Regions from separate parts of the Homo sapiens genome. Here region 2 is linked to region 1. Evidence: read pairs that join two places in POLR2A ChIA-PET (ENCODE). Cell type or tissue: HepG2. All regions are shown on one strand.

Evidence for each region. ChIA-PET counts read pairs that join two places held together with the same protein. Peaks named below come from ENCODE experiments on the same cell type or tissue, not always from the same donor. Only the 100,000 strongest peaks of a DNase experiment are listed, where the experiment ranks them.
Region 2: POLR2A ChIA-PET joins it to region 1 with 5 read pairs; 4 of 35 experiments call an interaction of 5 or more read pairs at or near these places.

What each region holds. Positions count from the first base shown.
Region 1 is chr1:144,411,420-144,413,919 of GRCh38, reverse strand. RNVU1-15 (RNA, variant U1 small nuclear 15) reads right to left here and starts at 1,344; the gene lies at 1,180-1,344. RefSeq lists enhancers at 1-182, 183-870, 737-1,445 and silencers at 951-1,245, 1,070-1,419. In HepG2, no CTCF peak of the experiment used is centred here; DNase peaks (open chromatin) are centred at 1,239 and 1,668; H3K4me3 peaks cover 700 bases.
Region 2 is chr1:144,522,848-144,525,347 of GRCh38, reverse strand. It overlaps RNVU1-26 (RNA, variant U1 small nuclear 26), which reads left to right and starts at 1,327; the gene lies at 1,327-1,488. In HepG2, no CTCF peak of the experiment used is centred here; DNase peaks (open chromatin) are centred at 1,066 and 1,331.

The DNA.
Region 1 (2,500 bases):
AACTGACACCCGCTGGAGAAAGTGTGGAGGGAAGCGAGGGCTGCACCTGCACGCAGGAGCTGAGGCAAGCGGCGGTTCCCAGCTCTCAGTGCAAAAGACATTTGTCATCTGAGAGGCTGGACTCAGTTATTATAATTTTCAATTTTGTCAATAAAAACCGAATGGAAATTTGTTTTCTTACTTGTAGAAACCTCCTCACAAGACCTCCCATCTTACATTCCAGGGAGACTTAGCAGGGTATTCCGCCAAGACATAGGTTAGACTGCGGTTCTGATCTGCAGGCCTCGATGCCCTGCGCCGGGGCACCAGGGCACGGGCAAAGCCCTCCCCCTACACAAAGCAAGGGTGTTATGCCTACAACCGAACGGGGACACTAAGAGCCCCCAACATGCACGGTTTTCATTCCAAAGAAAACCACCAGTTCTGAGTACAACTTCCACCTGGCTCTATTAACTGAGTACACGTTTCCCCAGCACAGAAATCCTACAAACTCCCGTGAATGCTGTGGTGAAAAGCAGGAGCTGCCAGGGCAAGATGGATCGCACCTGCAATCCCAGCACTTCAGAAGGCTGGGCGGACCACTTGAGCCCAGGAGGTGGAGCCCAGCCTGAGCAGAATGGTGAAACTGCTACGAAAAAAGAAAAAGAAAGGAAAGAGAAAGAAAAGAAAATAAAAAAAAAAAGAGAAAAAACTAGCCGGGTGTGGTGGCGTGCGGTTGTCCTACTCGGGAGCCTGAGATGGGAAGATCGCGCCAGTTCTCCAGCCTGGACGGTACAGCGAGACTTGTCTTAGGGAGGGGGGGAAAAAACAACAAAAAAAACAGAGGCTAAGAGGTAACTCCGAGGATGACAGAAAACACCAGAGTTTTTAAGAGATGTTAGAAGCCCTGGGAGCACTGAACAAACCAGAAAGCTCCCGACCCTTGATCCCTGAGCTCCACCTAGCAAGTACCGCGGCAGCTAACCTGGGAGAACACCCCAACCAACAGAGACTGAAATTCGCCTCCCAAGAGAGTAAGTGGATAGTTCTAAGCTGTCCCCAAACATGGCCTCACAAAGGAAAACTAACCGTTGCGAACGGAAACAACTGACCGGACAGAACACAGCCACAAAACACGAGCCCGCACCCTGAGTTACAAAAACACTTACGGCTCACCTACTATTCGCACCACAGAAGCACCAGGGGAAAGCGCGAACGCAGTCCCCTACTATCACAAGTTATGCAGTCGAGTTCCTCACATTGGGGGAAAATGGCAGGGGTCAGTACACCCGGAACATAACGGATAAGCCTCGCCCTGAGAAAACCACCTTCGTGATCATGGTATCTCCCCCGCCAAGTAAGTATGAGCTTTTGCACCTCCGCCCCGCCACAGCCTCACACGCTTCACCCTTTACACGCACGGTCACTTGCCCCGCGCACGCCCCCCCCCCCCACCCCCCCCGCCCCCAGCCCTCCTAGCCCTGACACATAGCTGGGACTCTCAGGTCCGACCAGCGGTCCTGAACCCGCTCCCACGGCACGGGAACTCCTTAGTGGCGAAGCAGCAGCCCCTGCGCTGCCTCATCTACATAGAAATCGCCCTATCCGTGATGTCACCGACAGCGCCTTTCCCAGACACCGTCTGCTCTTCCGCCCCACCCTCCGCCGACTCAGCCGATCAACCCGCTGCCGGAGCTGGCGGAGGAAGTGACGTCTGTCTCTTTCTCCTTTTCCTCCTGCCATTGTCCTTTGGGGAGGTGCGCAGAGATCCCACGTCTGGTCTCCCCCTAAGACTGTGGTACTTGATCTGTGTCCTGCAGAGAACCCTTCTGGCGGCCAACAGGAAGCTTGTGCACCCTTCTTCAGATAATGTCTTTTAATGCGCAGACTTGAACGTTTAGGATTACAAGGAAAACCGGTTCCTTTCAAACCTGTTTATCTTTGTGATGTAGCATTCCGTTTCAAGTTGAAAGCCATTCAATGTCAGAGAGAAAACATATCTATGAAACCAGAGAGGCTGCTCAGATGGGTTGCAAACTAGCCATCCTTACTGGTTTTACCACTAGAAGTGTTACAAAGACAGTTGTCCAATTTTATGAATCTTGAAGGGTTTTTTGTTGTTGTTGTTATTTCAAATACAGTGTAATACAAAAATATGTGGCCCCCGCAGAGACGATTGGACACTCTCAGGCATGGTGATGGAGTTTGTCATCTCTTCCACGGCCATCTCAGAACCTTAGTGCTTACCTCATGTTAGTATTTTATATTCTCCAAAGACACAAAAATAATCCCAATTTGACAAAACAAACAAAAAAACATCTAGGGCATGTCTTATTTGAGGCGCTTAACAAATGACTGGATCATCTCCCTTGTATATAACCCAGAAAACACTGTGAAGTAGAGCAAAATTGGAAAGCCCAAGTCAAAGACCATTTGCAAATTTCAAGTAGATTCCAGTCTGTTGCTCAAATCACAAAACATGAAATGGAGGGGTCTCCCTTGGAGACCATAAAGTCTGTGA
Region 2 (2,500 bases), 110 kb before region 1:
ACCAGCTAGACTGATAACCTGGCTCAGCTGGTCTTGTGGCCCCCAAGCAGGAACTGACCCAGCACAAGACCACAGCTTCAGCTCCCTGTGATTTCATCTCCGACCTGGCCAAGCAGAACTCTCAATTCACCGGCCCCCAATCACCAAATAAAGAGTGCAGCTCTTTATTGCAATTCCCCTGTGTCGAAAAATTGGCTCTGTCTAGGCAGCAGGCAGGGTGTACCTGTTGGGCAGTAACACTCCCCCCAAAACCCACTACAGACTGTGACTCAGCTTATATGAAAGTAAAGGGCAGGAAAAACTTGCCTGATAGATTTGCAGAGACGGGGGTGGAAACCATTAATAAGTCTGTGGAGTATTCTCAGAGTTTGGTGTTGTAGTCTACATATTAAAAGTAATCAGTTAAACACCTGAAATAAAACTTCTCCCAAATATTTTTGCCAAATTTGGATGACTGTGTTTCTGTCTTCGCAGCATATAAAGTGTTAACATGAGGTAAGCGCTAAGGTCTAGAGAAGGCAGTGAAGAGATGACAAACTCCAGCACCATGCCTGAATGTCCAGTGTGCTCTGCTGGGGCAGCACATTTTTGTACATTGCTGTATCTGAAAAAAACCCTACAAGATTCATGAAACTGGACGACCGTCTTTATAATACTCCTAGTGATAAAACAAGTAAGGATGGCTGGTTTGCAGTCATCTGAGCAGCCTCTCTAGTTTCATAGATACGGTTTCTCTCTGATATTGAACGACTTCCAAATGTCAAGCGAAATGCTACATCACAAGGATAACCGTATGTGAAAAGAACCGTTTTTCTTTGTAATCCTAAACTTTCTAGTCTGAGCTTTAAAAGCCATTATTTGAAGAAAAGCGCACAGGCTCCAGCTGGCCGCCAAAGGGGTCCTTTGCATCACAGGCTAAGAACCTACTTCTTTGGGAGAGACCAGGGACGGGGATGGGAGGGAAAGGAGGTAGAGTCAGGTGTCACTTCCTCCGCCCGCTCCCACAGCTGGTTGGTCGGCCGAGTGGCAGAGGGTGGGGCGGAAGAGCAGACGGGGACGGGAAAGGCGCTGTCGGTGACATCACAGATAGGGCGATTCCTATGCAGAGGAGGCAGCTCAGGGGCTGCTGCTTCACCACGAAAGATTTCTCGTGCTGTGGGAGCTAGTCCAGGACCTCCGGTTGGACGTGATAGTCCCAGCTGTGTGTCAGGGCTAGGAAGACTTGAGGCGGCATGGGGGCGGGGTGGGGGAATGCGCGGGCCAAGTGACCATGCGTGTAAGGGGTGAGGCGTATGGAGCTGTGGCAGGGCGGAGGGGCGTTCATTCATACTTACGTAACAGGAGAAAATACGGCCATGAAGTTGGTGTTTCTCGGGGGCGATTTCTCCATTGTACTCAGTATGTGCTGACTGACTCCTGTTACTTCCACATGTGGGGAAACTGGACTGTAATTTGTGGTGGTGGGGAATTGCGTTCGCGCTTTCTTCTGGAGGTTGTAGTGCAAAAAGCAGTTTGTCTACCAAGTGATACTTTCAGCTTTTACAAATGCTGAACAATATCCATGGTGTGTTTTCATGTCACCTCCTCTCCCTTCTTTGTTAGAAAAAAATGGAAGAGCACGTGGATGTTTTGAGATGAGAAGAGGTGCGTTCACCACCTTCACATCCGTGTAGGCTTGTTATTAAGGGAAAGGGAACAAAGGAGTCTCACTTATGTAAGATGACCTTACATGAGAAGAAGAAATTCGAGTTGGTGAAAAGAAAGAAATTCAATTTCAGCCGGGCGCGGTGGTTGACACCTGTAATTCCAGCACTTTGGGAGGCCGAGGCAGGCGGATCACGAGGTCAGGAGATCAAGACCATCGTGGCTAACACGGTGAAACCCCGTCTCTACTAAAAAATACAAAAAAATTAGTTAGGTGTCGTGGCGGGTGCCTGTAGTCCCAGTTACTCGGGAAGCTGAGGCAGGAGAATGGCGTGAACCTTGGAGGCGGAGGTTGCAGTGAGCCGAGATCGCACCACTGCACTCTAGCCTGGGGGACAGAGCGAGACTCCGTCTCAAAAAAAAAAAAAAAAAAAAAAAAGAATTCAATTTCAACAGTCTAATATCCTGGCATGCAAGAGAGAAATTCTAAGACTGTCTCAACTGTAGAAATGTTCAGGGGGAAAAAAAAATAGATGATTATTTATTCTGGTTCATTCATTGTCTCGTTGAGTTTGTCAGATGCCAGGTGAGGTGCCTTACATGTGTTCATAACCTCAAGACATAAAAGGGAAGGAATTTTAGAATGATTCAATGATATCACTGTTTTGCCTAATAAGCAAATAATTCAGTAAGAGACACTTATTAACAAATCTAAGAATAAAGTTTCCTTTTTAATCACAAAATTGCCTTTCTTCACATTATCTTTCTTTACATTCTTTGACAAAGTACCCCAACCCATCAATATTGTCTGTCTTATCCAAACTGAAGGATGATAATCCAGATTTAAGAAAATATC